2 separate regions of the Mus musculus genome follow, and region 1 is linked to region 2. Evidence: chromatin loops called from intact Hi-C (ENCODE). Cell type or tissue: left cerebral cortex. All regions are shown on one strand. Each heading gives the region's core, and the rest is flanking DNA. Links, peaks and the distances in the headings are about the cores only. Region 1 overlaps Aldh1l2 (aldehyde dehydrogenase 1 family, member L2). Region 2 holds the start of D10Wsu102e (DNA segment, Chr 10, Wayne State University 102, expressed).

What was found. Peaks named below come from ENCODE experiments on the same cell type or tissue, not always from the same donor. Only the 100,000 strongest peaks of a DNase experiment are listed, where the experiment ranks them.
Region 1: it touches region 2 in a loop (4-fold over the local background); 3 of 42 quality-filtered maps call a loop at or near these places.

Annotation. Positions count from the first base shown.
Region 1 is chr10:83,522,977-83,531,310 of GRCm38, reverse strand. It overlaps Aldh1l2 (aldehyde dehydrogenase 1 family, member L2), which reads left to right. Exons shown (of 23, transcript NM_153543.2): 2 at 3,862-4,006. Gm51778 (a long non-coding RNA gene) reads right to left here. Exons shown (of 4, transcript XR_003948928.1): 4 at 7,357-8,065. Among named protein-coding and RNA genes, the nearest start is that of Aldh1l2, 7.0 kb to the left of the region's middle. In left cerebral cortex, for the core only: no CTCF peak of the experiment used is centred there; no DNase peak of the experiment used is centred there.
Region 2 is chr10:83,357,402-83,365,735 of GRCm38, reverse strand. D10Wsu102e (DNA segment, Chr 10, Wayne State University 102, expressed) reads right to left here and starts at 5,515. Exons shown (of 4, transcript NM_026579.3): 1 at 5,363-5,515; 2 at 3,603-3,689; 3 at 1,221-1,357; 4 at 1-32. The coding sequence starts at 5,477. In left cerebral cortex, for the core only: a CTCF peak has its summit at 3,587 (motif pointing left); DNase peaks (open chromatin) are centred at 3,604, 4,077 and 5,571; H3K4me3 peaks cover 1,365 bases; H3K27ac peaks cover 1,169 bases.

The DNA.
Region 1 (8,334 bases), core at 233-8,232, 170 kb before region 2:
CTTGGCCCAACAGGAAGCAAAGATTATAAACTACATTCCCCTCCCCACCCCCCATCCTAGCAATCTGGGAAAATAGCTAAGCCCCTTATTCCAGGCGAGAGCTTGAAACTCTGTGTTTAACTTTCCTGGCTTCTCCAGGGCTTATCTGTGTGTGCGAGGACCTCTGGACCTCTACAAGCATCCATATTGGGCAGCTCATCACCACCTGTAACTCCAACACCACTTTCTGGCCTCTGAGGCCACCAAACACTCATGGTATAAACCACAGAAAAGACAGGGTTTCCCTGGCTGTCCTAGAACTTGCTTTGTAGACCAGGCTGGCCTTGAACTCACAGAGATCCACCTGCCTTGGCTTCTGGAGTGCTGGGATTAAAGGTTAGTTCCATCATTACCAGCTTGAAAAGCATTTTTAAAAGCAACGAGGGCTAGGCTAGGCTATGTAAGACCTCTAGCCTGGCACCCACAGTGACTCAGCTTTGGCCGCCCAGTACTGAGGGAAAAAAATCAGTAGGACAATCGACACAAATCCCTTCTTCATGGAATGATGCAATCAGGAAACCGAGCTCCACAAGCTTGTCACTGATGATGCCATCTGCAAATCTTGCATAGCTTCATCTCTCTGTGAAGCATGACACATGGCTCCTATTCAGGCAAGAGCTTGAAACACTGGATGTGAGCTTTTGCACGCTTCAAATACATTCAAAGTTCCTGACTCCATTGATGCGTGTCAGCATCCCATGACTCCCCATTCTGGGTACTGTGCTATTTATTAATTTTCTTCTGTCTGGAACTTCCCAGGGTTCTCCCATAATCCTCCCCCACTTTCTTGGCCAGCTCCCTGAATGAGATGCCTGCAGTTCCCTTGAGAATTCCCTTGGGGAGAAGGAGATGGCTCAGCAGGCTAAAGTGCTTGCTAAAGAAGCATCAGGTCCTGAGTTCAGATCCCTGCACTTGTGGAAAAAGTTGGGCGTGGTAGTGTGCACCTGAAGCCTAAGAGCTGGGGAAGCAGAGACAGGAGGATTCCTGGAGTCAACTGGTTACCAGCACAGCTGAATCAGTCAGCTCCAGGTCTGGTGAAAGACCTTGTCTCAAATAATAACATGGAGGGTCATAGAGGAGGACACCAGGCAGTGACACCTGGCCTCCATGAACATACACACATATGCACCTGCACTTATATGTGCACACATGCAAAAACACGTATGGGCACATATGTAAAAATATCCTATCTCTTACCTACTATGAAGAACTCCCGGTAATATCTTCCCCTTTCAGAACCTGATTGTGCCTACCTATCTTAGCACTAAGTCACTGATACATCTACTTGAGTGTCTTCCCTCCTGGATGATGAATTCCCAGACAGGGGCCATTTTTTTCTATGCATCTTGTAGTGTAGAGGGTCCTAAAGAGAAATGTGCACAGAGAACAGTGGAGAGAGACAAAATGAAGAGGTGTGAGTACGTCTGTAAGAGATCTTCCTGACTGGTAATTGATGTGGAAGGGCCCAGCCCACTATCATCCCTAGACACTTAGGTTGAATAAGAAAGCAAGAGGGAGGGAGCCAGTAAGCAGCTTTCCTCCATGGTTTCTGCTTTAACTTCCCACATTGGTAGACTGTGACCTGGACCTATGATCCAAATAAGCCCCTTTGCTCTCCAGTTGCTTTTGGTCATGGTGCTTATCACAGCAATAGGAAAGCAAACTAGGAAATCCCATCCTGTTTCCTGGTGACTACTGGATTTCATGCTATGTCACCACACATCTTTGCTGTAATATCTTAATCTGTAAAGATGAGTTATGAATGCCTGTTTCTGAGAGTCTGTATAGTCAAGTCATATGTGTGAAATATGTGACATGGGCCCACATTCTAGTCAAATGTTTCTAGTTATTTCTACATCTTCTTTCTGCCCTAAGCTTCCCAGGGCAGTCTATTTCTTGTGGTCTGGTTCATCTGGCAAATGTGAGTATGCTCACAGATCCCTAGGATGTTTCTTAAGATGAGGCTCCCTGGAACTCTGATTCTGACTCACTAGATCTGCCATGAGAAGCCAGAACCCACATTTGAAATGGCAGATTCTGAGTACCGTCTCAGACCGTGCTTAGAGAAATGAAAACAAGAAATATCTTAAGTCCAGTTTTCTGGAATCTTATAAATTCACAAACACACTTCGAGTCCTGAAGCCTTGACTATTTCCCAATGTTAAAGACTCACCTTGGGCTGGGGGTGTAGCTCTGTAGTAGAGCTCAAACTTCAGGTTCAACTCATAGCACCTGAGGGGGGTGTGTGTGGTGTTAGGGGAGGGGCGAGACGTCACCAGTTAAGCTCAGAGAATGTTTAATGAATATAATCTTTTCAGTGACAACATGGTTGCTTTAAACACCCTTTCAAATCAGCCAAGCTGGAACTGAACTCCAACGAGTCAGATGACAGTCACATAGAATGTAGCAAGCACATTGCATTAAAGGAAGAGGTCTCTTGTGTGCTTTCAGGTTTTCCACCAACACCCACATTTTGGTAATGCTGGTTGTCATACCAAAGGTCTTGCACATGGGGAACAAATATTCCCCAAAGAGCTACATACAGCTTAGCCCCTCTGAGTGTTTTGAAAGCAGTGTTTTCTATATCTTAAAATATCTGGCATTAATAATTGTATAAGGTGAAGTTGAAATTTTTGTAAGGTGGCCAACAGGAAGATTCTATTTCAGCCCTAATTATAGGATACAGAGATAATATTTATAGAACATTTTTATATTTTTCTTGGTGTGTGTGTGTGTGTGTGTGTGTGTGTGTGTGTGTGTAGTGGCCAGACAGGTCAACTCCAGACTTGTGCCTTGGACACACAATCTACTTTGTTCTCTCTCTCTCTCTCTCTCTCTCTCTCTCTCTCTCTCTCTATCTATCTATCTATATATATATATCCCACACCTGGAGGATGTGTGCAGACAACTAGCATATATATATATATATGAGAAACCTGCTGAGTCCAGTTAGCATTGCCTGTATGTATGTGTTTGGGACTTGTCACTTAGAATTTGATAACTGTCATGTAACCTTGGGTGCAAGAGTTGTATGTAGATTTATCAGTTTCATGCAAGAGCTGTATGTAGATTTATCAGTTACATGCAGGAGTTGTATGTAGATGGACCAGTTGGGGCTGGGCATACAGGATCAGTTGTTCTCTGTATTTTAAACAATCATGTGGCTTTCTGTAATTATCTCCATCTACCTCCAAAAACTATCTTCTTTGCTAAGAGATGAGAGCTACACTTATCTGTAGAATAAGGATGAGTATTTAGAATGCAGCAGGGAATCATACAAGTTTAATAAAGTGGCAGTGGGGTACTCTCCTCCAAGATTTATGACCGCACTAGTCATGGGGAGTTGAATAGGTTTACACTATCAGGCATAAATTCCCTCTTATGTAGAGGGTCTTAAGTCCTTAAGTCCAACTATAAAGCTGTTGGTTACCACCAAGACATAACTGCCACTACTGCCCCTTTAGGAATATCATGTCCTAAGCATCATTGAGGTTCATAATTGTTACAGGTAGGCAGGACTATTGATTGCTTGTCTCCCTTGCTTGCCTAGGACCTTCTAGTACTATGAAAGTTAGTCCTTAGGGAAGAGGCCTTCTGGTCAAATCCAGTTTGGTTTTTCTAGAAGTTGACTCTTTCTCGTGCCTAAAACTGTGGTTGTTGTTAGAGAATCTAGTTTGGGGAGAACATTATCACCCCCACGTAGTACAGCTGGACTGCAAAGGGGTCTTGTAGTCCTCAAATCATCTTATGTGACTCATTCCTCAACATCTCATGTGACTGTTTTCTGTCCACAGCAATTGTTGTCACTATACTCTTTCACAGGTTTATTTCAAAAACAAGCTGAAGTTGGCACTTATTGGCCAGAGCCTGTTCGGACAGGAAGTCTATAGCCAGCTCCTGAAAGAGGGCCACCGAGTAGTGGGAGTGTTCACAGTGCCAGACAAGGATGGAAAGGCCGATCCACTGGGTGAGTGCATCTGGGGACACGGGGTCCAACACTCTCAAGGCTGGTTGGTGATCAGAGCTGGGTTTGTTGTATAGCATGTGATCTCTGTTGTAGTTGTGCCATATCAAGACAAGGCTTTCATGGTCCAACCAAGTCTATGTTCCTGCCAGCAAACAGGGAGGGCTTGCCACCTGAGCTTGAGGACCTAGTTCATAGCTCCAGCATTCGTATAAAAGCAGATGCCCTGGCTTTGTTTCTTATGTTAACATTGTGGGGCGGAGATGGAGATGAGATTTGTTGGCCAGATAATCTAGATAACTGGCAAGCACCTGGTTCAGTAAAAGAACTTGTCTCAAAAAATAGGATGTAGAAGAATTAAGGGACTCCTGACATTGACTTGTGATCTCTCTACACACAGGTGACCACATGGGCATGTGCATATACTCAGACAAACATGCACACTACACAAAGACGAGAGAGAAAGGGAGCACAGAATGAGCACTTTACCATGGGCATAGCCCAGAAGTGGCACAAGTCACTGCCATTCATATCCAACCAGCCAGATATTAGGTATAGGCCGAGTCATTCACCAGGAAGCCTGAGATTGTCTTTGAGGTAGCTATCTATTTAAGTGCACAAAGTGTCTTAGTTTTGTTTCCTGTTGCTGTGACAGTAATTTTCAACAGTGTCCCAGCAAAAGCAACTAAGGGATGAGGGATCTCCTTGGCTTGTAATTTCAGGTTACAGTCCATCCCTGTGAGAATGTTGAGGTGCCTGGTCAGGTCACATCCATTTGATCAAGAGCAGAGAGTAATGAAGCCATGCATGCTCGCCAGTGCTCGGCTAGCTTTATTTCACTTTCAAACAGTTCAAGATCCCCTGCCTAGGAAATGGTACTGTCCATCTCGGAACGGTCTTCCCACTTGAACTAGGGTGATCAGGATAATCCCCCACAGACCAGCCCACAGACCAGCCTGATCAAAAGCTTCTTAGTGAGGTTTCCTTCCAAGATGATTCCAGGTTGTGTCAAGTTGACAACTAAAGCTGACCACCCCACTAATAGATCCCACACCTGGAGGATGTGTGCAGACAACTAGCAGTCCTACTATGTACATGGATTTTTGGAATTACAAATATGATTATCAGACTCAATTCAAAATAGATCTGGGAAGAGGGTGTTTCCTTGGTACCTGGGTCCAGGGTCAGGACCTCTTTCCATTGGCCATGACCACTTGAATTCATGATGTAAAACAGAAAAGGAAGAAAAACCCAACACAACTTGTACACAATATGGCCTTGAGACTGTGCAGCACGCTTAGCAACATATGCTCTAAGATCAGGCGATGGATGTGGAGTCTGCCCCGTTTCCACCCATGACCCTCTGTAAGTCACTTAGCTTACTAACCTCCAAGTCAGTGGCCCCTGCCTCATAGGGGGAGGTGAGAGTTCATGGCGGGGAGGGGGTCGTATGTAAAATGCTATGCCTTACGTCAGGCTTATAAGCAAGTAAAAATGACAGCAGCCAAAAGCTCTCATCAGGAGAGTCCTCTGAGCAAGTCAAAACTAGATCTGGGCAGTCAAAACCCACAACAATGAGACCAATAAGCTACCATCCCAAGTTTCTACCTCTGCAGAGCTCTCTCTTTTTTTTAAATAGTAAAAACATCTTCTCTACCCCATTTTCTTCCCAAGCAACCTCAGATTCCTTTCATTATCACACAAGTGATGTGTGTGTGTGTGTGTACCTATAGTGTAGAGGTCAGAAAGGATGTCAGGTGTCCTGCTCTGTCACATTCCACCTTATTCCCATGAGATAGGGTCTCTCTCTAGGTTGGAGGCCATAGTCCATGTGGTCCTCCTGTCTGTCCCCACAGTGCATGCAACCATGTCCAGTTTTAAAAAAAGATTTATTTATAATGTCATGCTTCAAGACTTGGGAGGCAAAGGCAGGCAGATCTTTGTAAGTTCAAGGCCAGTATGGTCTACAGAGTAAGTTCTAGGATACAAGGAGCTATACTGTGAGATCCTATCTCAAAAAAATATTCATTTTACTTTAATTATCTCTATATCTGTGAACGTGGTCACCAGGCACTCAACACAAGTTCTGGGAACCACACTACTCTGAGCCACCTCTCCAGCCCTGAGTCCATCTTTTAAAAATGTGACTGCTGGAGATTTGAACTCAAGTCCTTGTGTTTACATGGCAAGTACTTTTACCCTCAGAGCCATCTCCCCATCCCCCATTATCAGACTTTTACCTCCACTCACCTGCCAACTCAACCACTCAACTGACATGAACTACATTTCTTGAACATTTTATGAACATGCATGTTTTGTGCATTATTGTGCTGGTGGCTCAGACTCTTATAAATGGCTTGATCAAGGACTAGCCTCCATTCAGATACCTTTGGGACTTAACAAGGCTTCGGGGCTCAGTTTTGTCTCAGAGACCCCACCTCATCCTTTAGGACTGTGATAACTGCAGAAGGAAGGAAATGAAAGAACAGAAGCAAACCCTCCAGCCTTAGCTCCTGGAAATAGCCTATGGTAGATATATATGCTGTCACACACAAACACACACACACATACATGCACATGAACACACATATGCACAGACACACATGCACATGAACACATTGTAACACATGCACACACACACACACATCAGACACATGTACATACACATGCACACACATATGCAGACACACATGCACATGAACACATTGTAACACACATGCACACACATCAGACACATGTACACACACATGCACACACATATGCAGACACAATGCACATGAACACATTGTAACACACATGCACACACATCAGACACATGTATACACATGCACACACATATGCAGACACACATGCACATGAACACATTGTAACACACATGCACATACATCAGACACATGTACACACATGCACACACATATGCAGACACACATGCACATGAACACATTGTAACACACATGCACACACATCAGACACATGTACACACACATGCACACACATATGCAGACACAATGCACATGAACACATTGTAACACACATGCACACACATGCACACACATCAGACACATGTACACACACATACACATATATGCAGACACACATGCACATTATGCACACACATACACACTCATGCACACAATGAATGAATAAAAGTGTAATGAAAGTTCTTTTAAGAAAAGACCCTTTCTGGCTGGGTGCTGGTGGTGCATGCCTTTAATCCCAGCACTCGGGAGGCAGAGGCAGGCAGATTTCTGAGTTCAAGGCCAGCCTAGTTTACAAAGTGAGTTCCAGGACAGCCAGGGCTATACAGAGAAACCCTGTCTTGAAAAAACAAACAAACAAATAAGAAAAGACCCTTTTTTTTCTTTTTTTAATTGGGTATTTATTTCATTTACATTTCCAATGCTATCCCAAAAGTCCCCCACATGCTCCCCCACCCACCCATTCCCACTTCTTGGCCCTGTCCTTCCCCTGTACTGAGGCATATAAAGTTTGCACGACCAATGGGCCTCTCTTTCCACTGATGGCCGACTAGGCCATTTTCTGATTCATATGCAGCTAGAGACACGGGCTCTAGGGGGGTACTGGTTAGTTCATATTGTTGTTCCACCTATAGGATTGCAGATCCCTTTAGCTCCTTGGGTACTTTCTCTAGCTCCTCCATTGGGGGCCCTGTGATCCATCCAATAGCTGACTGTGAGCATCCACTTCTGTGTTTGCTAGACCCCGGCATAGTCTCACAAGAGACAGCTCTATCTGGGTCCTTTCAGCAAAAATCTTGCTAGTGTATGCAATGGTGTCAGCGTTTGGAAGCTGATTATAGGATGGATCCCCGGATATGACAGTCTCTAGATGGTCCATCCTTTCGTCACAGCTCCAAACTTTGTCTCTGTAACTCCTTCCATGGGTGTTTTGTTCCCAATTCTAAGAAGGGACAAAGTGTCCACACTTTGGTCTTCGTTCTTCTTGAGTTTCATGCGTTTAGCAAATTGTATCTTATATCTTGGGTATCCTAAGTTTCTGGGCTAATATCCACTTATCAGTGAGTTCATATTGTGTGAGTTCCTAAAAAAAAAAGAAAGAAAGAAAGAAAAAGAAAGAAAGAAAGAGAGAAAAGACCCTTTCATCAAAATCTGAAAATATTATCCACTTACCAGTTTTTTGAACTCAAATATATTATGCATTCAATATATGAGTGTCCCTCTAGGGACAAACCTGATACAATACTAACAACATCAAATTCTAGTCATAATCCCAGTTGTTCCCCATGTATTTAGCCTGTAAAAGTTGTGTGAAATTGCAATGTTACCATGTGTTAATATGAGACCATGGTT
Region 2 (8,334 bases), core at 102-8,101:
TCTGACCGACTCATCTCAAATAAGGCCACATCCTATAACAAAGTGTCAGGATGAGAAATGTCCTTCAGGGCAGTTCTGTAACATGTTCTAATAAAGCAACATGGATGGCTACAGAGAGGGTGCAACAAGCAGGTAAAGATACTCACTGCTTTTCCAGAGGACCCCAGTTCAGTTCCCAGTACCCACTAACTCCAGCCTCAGAAAATCTAACATTCTCTGCTGGTTCTTATGGGCACCAAATCCATCCTAAGAGCAATGTCACTGAGTGCTTTAAGTAAAACATGTCTTTAAAAAAGTTCTTGCTGCCTACTATCCATCCAACAGCACCCATTCAATAAAGTGGACTAGAGTAGTGGCTCTCAACCTTCCTAACTATACAACCCTTTAATACAGTTCTTATGTTGTGGTGATGCCCCCCAACCATAAATTATTCTCACTGCTATTCCTAACTGCAATTTTGCTACTACTGCTATCAACCATAGTGTAAAATCTCTATTCTCTGGGTCCTGGCAAGTCGAGACCCACAGGTTGAGAACTGCCAGACTACAGTCAGGCACCCCATTGGACACTTAAGACTTGACAAGCAGGTGGCCACAGTAACATGGCCACAATCCCAGTCTGTAACAGCAGTGGGAAGACAACCTGAGGTCAACCTGAGGCTCCCCCACCACCCCCAAAAAAAAAACATCACAACTCTTGCCTTAAAGAAATTTACATTTCTGAGCAAAAACCAGCACTGGCAGGCAAAATCCTGCCTGCCACCCACTTTCGTTCAGACACTGAAGTAGGAATGGTGTCTGCACTTTCAGAGAGTAGCTGAAGGGGAAAGATGTAATTGTAGCATGCATACCACAAGCTTCTGACACCACAGCCCTGGGCAGAATTTCCCACCATGAAAAATTGTTCACCTGGAACTATGAGTCAACATGAATAGCCCTTCCCTTAAAAACCATGCACACATAAGAAATTGTATGTAACTCAATTTTTAGTAGCCATAAGTTTACAAAGCCTGCTTATTAAGTAAACGGCTACATTCTGCACTGAACAGCATGTCAAACAGGCAAACAGAGGGAGTATGGCCCTGTGGAAGTCAAGTATGTTTTACCATCTTGCCTGTGTGAAAATATTTGCTAATTTTACTCTAGAACGACATTTTAAAATACCATTTGGTGACAAGTATATTAATTCCATTGTATGAAACAGAAACAAGACTGAGTTACCATCTGTATGATGTTTCCAGACGTCTCGTCGATGTTTTCAATATTGAAGTGACCAGCTGGAGCAGCTGCCATTTCCCTCCTCAGCTTCTCATTTGCCTGGGCCATTTGTGGGAGGAAGGCCTGAACCTGGTCTAGCACTGGAGAGCGAACACAGCCAAGCAAAGCGTATTAGTAAGTTCTAACCAAGCCCTCCCAGCACAGCATTTCAGAGCAGAGTTAGCAACAAACCCATCAACTCTACATCCCTCCACTTCTGAGCCGCCTTGGGCTGCACTGGAGGGTGGGTGCTAGGCCCAGGGCTCCACCAATCAGTTACATTCCTAGGCCCTCTGAACTCGCAGAGCAATACAACCACACGATTCACCAATTAACTCAAATGTTCTGTTACTCTGCCATCCCCAAAGTATAAAGTTCTAGAAGGCTGGCATTCCACAAGATGACTGGGGAGAAACCAGACAGAATGAGCTAATGGTTAAGTGAACCTGCTCTTTACAGTGAGGCTGTCAAAGTCATTAATGAGATCTATTTGCATTTTTTACTATGTCAGTCACCTAGAACGTCTGTCACCTGCTCAACTGCCCACCTTTCATCTGAAAATGGCAACACCACCCTTCTTTTTAAAAAGAAAAAGCCAAACAACAAAAAGCAAAAAGACAAACAGGAACAGGTTTGCGAATTCTCTACGTTCATAACTTGGGCTGGCTTCCCAGTCCTGCATAGGACCATGCCTGCCCTTCCTTTGAAACTTGGGTCACTCATGTTCCTCATCCTGAACGGGCCTAGGTTTCTGCAGTCCTGCCTAGCGCAGTCTGCCCTGTGCTGTAATCTGACAGGGTGTTCTAGCCAAGCCAGTGAGCAGTCAACTTGGCTGAGGAGAATAGCACCAAGTTAACTGGATGCATTTCTCATTAACCAGCCGACTAGGCACAGCTGCACAGCAGCGTCTTTGGGTTAGTCTAACGCAGAGACCAGCAGCATAGGACGACAATGGGCATGGGGATCCAGATAAACCTTTACTTTCTATCTCTGGCTTCTCTTAAAGCAATCTCAGCTTCCACTCTTTTGCAACTCAAGAGTTCTAACGAACACATTCAATCTCACCACCATGCTGACTAGTTTTGTCAACTTGACACCAGCTAGAGTCTGAGAACAACAACTACGGAAATACCTCTGCAAGACCCAGCTGTAGGACATTTAACTAATCACTGACTGATGGGGGAAGGCCCAGCCTATTGCAGGTGATGCCACCCCTGGGTTGGTGGTCCTGCATTCTATAAGCAAGCAGGCTGAGCAAGCCATGGGAAGCAAGCCAGTAAGCAGCACCTCTCCATGGTCTTTGTATCAGCTCCTGCCTCCAGGTTCCTGTCCTGTGTGAGTTCCTGTTCTGGCTTCTTTCAAGTAATATACAGTGATTTGGAAGTGTAAGTCAAACCCTTTCCTCCCCAAGTTACCTCTTGTGGTCCCATCACATCGAAACAAACCCTAACCAGGACAGAAATTGGTCTAACAGTGGGGTATTGCTGTGGCAGAGACCTGACTGTGTGTGTTTAGGATTGTAGAACTTTGAGCTGTTAAAAGCACTAAGTGTTCAGAGCTCAGTGAGCTCTTCTGTAGGAGCCTGGGAGATAAGAATGTTGAGAGCAGTGCAGACGATAAGAGGTCTGGCTTGTGACGTTTCAGAGGTCAGTTTGAGAGTCCTTTAATGACTATCTCTGCTTCCCACAGTAGAAGGGTTATGGTCTCATGAAGCCACACAGCTTAAGAGGGTTCCTCTGGTCCTCACGTTGGCTCAACAAGCACCCTTATTCTGAGCAATTACCTAGAATAAATACCTGCCAGGTGTGGTGGCAAACACCTTTAACTCCACTACTCGGGAGGTGGAGGCAGAGGTAGGTGAATCTGAATTTGAGGCTGGCATGGTCTACACCGAGTTCCAGGCCAGCCAGGGATAAAAAGTGAGACTGTCGTGGGAGGGGAGGAAAAAAAAATGGCCCAGCAGCATGTAGCAGTAATCCTAGAGTGGGGTGAGGCAGGAGAATCTGGGGTTCAGGGACATTCTCAGCTACACAGGGAAGCATGAGGCCTGGACGACATGAGACCCCGTCTCAAGGAAAACAAAGCTAACTAGACCATAGCTAGCTGGGCCTTTTGGGGTTTCAAAAACACCTTTTATTCTGAAAACAAAAAAAAAAAAAAAAAAAAAAAAACAAAAAGCCTGCAACCAGGGAATTAACATGAGAAATTCTATTCCTCAGTCATTTACACAATATATTTGATTCTACGGTTTGATATGTGCCATGAAGACAGACTGTCCCCATCAAATAATGGATTAACTAGCCTCAATTGGGGGAGTGCCCTCTAGAGTAGAAACTAGGTACTTACAAGGGCTCCTCTGCATCCGAACTGTTTGAAGTGTAGAGGTCTTTCTGGGATGAGGCTTAGAGCTGATGAGCAACTGGTCCCAGATACCTGAAACCACACACACAAAACAATTCATGGCATAAAACAGCCCTGAGCAACAAGTGCAACTCAGAAATGAGATGAGCCTCTACACCAAAGAACTGTGAGAGCCGGGCCCATCAGCACAGCCTGAAGTCTGAACCACCCCTAACTCTGACAGAGGAGGAGCCAACACTCCTGTCTGTACGTCTATCTCCCCAACCTCTAGTACTGATCTAATAAATACACATTGACAAACAGGGAGGGGGACTAGGCATGGCAGGGCACACTCAAAAGACAGGCAAGTGGATCTCTGTGCTCCAGGCCAGCCAAGGCTATGTCTCAAGCACTAGCTGCTCTTGTTTGATTCCTAGCACCCACATGGGGGCTCAACTGGACTATAATTCCAGTACCAGAGCATTCGACACTTTGTGACCTCTTAAGGCAACAGGGATGCACAACGCACAACTTTAAACAGCACAGTTAGCAAAATGTAGACCTGCAATGAGTCTTTGATTTTAGTTAAGAAATTCAGATATGCTTTAATCCCAACACTTAAGAGGCACAGGCAAGAGTTCGAGGCTTGCCTGATCTACAGAGTAAGTTTCAGAACAATCAGGGCAACACAGAGAATCACTGTCTTGAAACACACACACACACACACACACACACACACAAAAGGTAAGTCAGAAGTCAGAAATAGGGCCCAAAAAGAGGGTTTTATGGACACAGTGCTTGCCTCCCAAATTGGAAGCGCTATTCACTCCCCACATAGTAGGAAGAGAGAATAGCCCCCTCCACATACCAGAGGTACATAATACAGAGAACCAGAAACGGTTATGTAGACTTGGGCAAGTCAGACTGGGCTTTTTTTTTTTTGTAGAATATACTTGCCTAGCTCTCCTACCTAGAAGGTGCTCAATTTAAAAAATTAATTATTCCGAGTTGCACCTTTCCAAACAAACCAACTGCCCAGTCCAAGCAACAAACACTGAAGACTCAAGCCTTTGCCCACTTTTTTTTTTTTTTTTTTTTTTTTTGTATTTTGTTCTTTGTTTATTCGAGACAGGGTTTCTCTGTAGCCCTGGCTGTCCTGGAACTCACTTTGTAGACCAGGCTGGCCTCGAACTCAAAAATACGCCTGCCTCTGCCTCTCCAAATGCTGCCAGGCTGGGCGGTTCCTAATGAACTCTACAAGGACCACCTGGCCTGGACCGGCTTGGCAGGTAGAGGAAAAAAAAAAAAAGAACCACCACCGCCCAGCGCCGGGCTGGCCTAGTCGTACCCCGGACAGACCCCGGCAGCGTCTCGGGCTCCGTGGCATCCCCTCCCAATTAGCGTCCCAGACTCCGCGGTATCTCCGACCTCCGCAGCGTCTCGGACTCTCTCGGTGTCCCATACCCCCGCAGCGTTCCAGGCTCCCCGGCATCCCTAGCCATCGCAGGGTCTCTGGCTCCTCGGCGTCCGCGGCCCCGCAATAACCCGGACCCCCGACTCCCCACAGCGTCTCGAGCTCCTTGGCTTCCCCGGCCCTGCCGCGTCTCGGGCGCCTCAGTGTCCCAGAACCCCGCAGCGTGCCCGGTCCCCGGTAGCATCCCCAACCTCCTGCAGTGTCTCCAGTAGCGTTCCCGGGTCCCGCAGTGTCCCTGACCCAGCAGCGTTCCGTGTCCCTCCAACCCACCCCGCTCTCCACCGTCGCTCACCTCCCGAACCCTCGCTCCCCGCCGTCAGCAGCTCCCTGGACACCGTGACCTGCGAGCAGGCTACAGAAGACGAAGAAACACCAGGACCGGTCCCGCGCTCGCCCTGGAACTCCATGCTTCCAACCCAGCGCCACTGAAAGAAGCCCGGATATAGGAAGGCACGGGGAAGGGGCGGGGTCAAGGCAGCAATTGGCCGAAACTAGGAGGTGGGCGGTGACTTACGGGTGCGTGGCCAGAGCTCGCGCCTAGAGATGAAGTTCAGACCCACGGGAACCGGAAGCGGGGGTGGGGCCGAGGCGGGGTGGAGGATGGGAACAAGGCACCACACTGCGTGGGCGGAGCGCTGCGGATGCACGTGTCAGGCGCCTAGTCTACCCCAGCCCAAGTCTAGCCCTAGTCTCCTCCTTTATTGTTGTTAGAAAAGAATCAACCCGGCTTGGTCAAGCTAAGCAAATGCAAGCATGAAGAAGGTGGTGCGAGGCCTTTGTCGTTATTTCCATTTTTGTTGTTGTTTGGGGAGGTTTCTGTGGTCTTCAGTTTGTAGCAATCCTGCTTTAGTCTTCCAGATGCCATAGAGGTGGGAGCCACCACACCCAGTTTCTTTTCATTTTCTATATTTTATTTTTTGTCATCCTGGCTGGCCCAGGTTGACTTCAAAATCACCATTTTCCAGCTTCCATTTCCGTGTACTTAAATCTACAGCCGCCCATTACCATACTTTGTTGTTTGTTAAAGCCTCACCAAGTTACCCCGGTTGACCTGGTACTCAAAGTCCACCTAGGTCCTAAATAGCCTGGATTTCAGGTCTGGATGACCAGACCCCAGCTTAGTTTACTATTTAACTGTAAACACAAAACCCAGAAGTGTTAAGAATGCTGTTTACGTTGCTATATATACAGCATGCCTTTGGAACACTGTCATGTCAAAATCCTAAAAGGTTGTTCCAGGTGGTAGTTAAAAGGTAGAGCTGTGAGTGAGGCACTGAGTTTGGTCTCCTACAGAAAAACAAATCCTTCATTTCTAAAAAGCTGAAACAAAACCCCTGAATGACAAACCCCATTCCTCCCCTCTTCCTGCCCCTGGGACCCAATGCTCATGGTTTTGTTGAGAACAAGCGAAAGAAACGTATTCCAAGTGCTACCATTTCATTTCCAGACTCCCATTTAATCATAGGGAGAAACTTAATTCACGGTCCCAGTCTCTAGGGAAGCTGGGGACTTCCCTATATCAGAACAGCTTCTGTTGTAAACAGTTGTCTGTGTGAACGCATCTCCTCAGGGACAATGTGTAAGGAGACAGTTATCTGAGTCCAGCCATCTCAGGGACAACTTCTCCATCTTGCTGGCAGGGTCAAGCAAGTTCATGTTCCCAGACCTAGGAACGAACACCTGTCCCAAGTCTACATGTTTTCCTAATTGTCTGTTAACTGGTAGAGAGCAGAGGAATTGCTATTATCTAAATCAAGGTGTGTAAGTTTTAAAAATATATAACTAATTGCCTGGTATGCACTAGTTAACTACATGCAGCTGACCCACTCCTCCCCACCCCCACCCCACCCCACCCCACCCCTGCTTCCTTATCACTCTGAGCTCTGCACCTAATGGAATTAAGGGCCTTGAAACCAGGTGCCCTGGATATGGCCCAGTACTCCCTTGTTTAACTTATAATGTCAAAACACAATTGGATAAGACTGCAGCTCCCCCCAGCTCCCCTCTCAGGGCTACACAGAGAAACCCTGTCTCGAAAAACAAAAACAAAACAAAACAAAAAGTACAATCTCCCTTCCAGGACGAGGTTCAGACCCCATACTAGCTGCCTCCCTGAGTGCTCAGAAAATAAAGCTTTTGTTTTTAAAGCTTCCATCTCTGAAGTGAGTTGTCTCAGCTCCCACCCCAAACCCAATAATTTCTCTTTCCGTGTAACTAGAATCATAAACTCTTGTTTGTGTAACTAGCATATTTCACTGAGAAGAATGTCTTCAAGGTTTATTGAAAAGGATATCTTTCAATTTTAATGTTGAATAATATGCTCTTGAATTTTGTACCACACTTTCTTTGGGGGGCGGGGCAGGGATTTGTTTTGGGGGGAACACTGTATAACCTAGGCTATATAGTTGAACTCCATGCTATCGATCTTCAAACACTTAATCCCAAGTGCTGAGATTACAAGCAGGCATTTGCTACCAGGACTTGCTAACAGTGTGTTTTCTCTGATAATGAACATTTGAGTTCCTTCCACCTCATGTCTGGTGTGAACAGGAGCAGCAGTAAATATGCAGTTGTTGATTCAAGTAGTGCCTTGAATCCTAGCATTCAGAAGGCAGGGAGGCTGGTGGATCTCTGTGAGTTTAAGGCCAGCCTGAACTACATAGCAAGATCTAAACCAGCCAGAGCTGCATAGTCAATCTGTGTCTCCAAAAACAAAACAAACAAACAAACCCTGTGGGGCTGGAGAGATGGCTCAGTGGTTAGGAGCACTGGATGCTCTTCCAGAGGTCCTGAATTCAATTTCCAGCAACCACATGGTGGCTCACAACCATATGTAATGGGATCCGATGCCCTCTTCTGCTGTGTCTGAAGAGAGCAACAGTGTGCTGACATAAATAAATAAATAAACAAATCTTAAAAATTTTTTTTTAAAAACCCAACTCTGTGTGTGTGTGTGTGTGCACAGTGTGTGTGTGTGTGTGTGTGTGTCTGTGTGTGTGGTGGGGCACATGCCTTGGCACAGGGGCACATGACAGGAAGTCAGGACAACTTGAGGGAGTCAGTTCTCCCACTTCATTTGGTCCTATGGATTAAAAAATTATAGCAGCAGACACCTTAACCTGTTAATCTGTTGGCCAGCCCAAATAACCCAATTAAAATACAATCAAAGGGCTGGAATATATATTTCTTCTTTCTTTTTGGAAGTAGACAAATGTTGGTTGTTCATTTCTTGCATTGGAAGTACTCTTCAGTATCATTCATTAG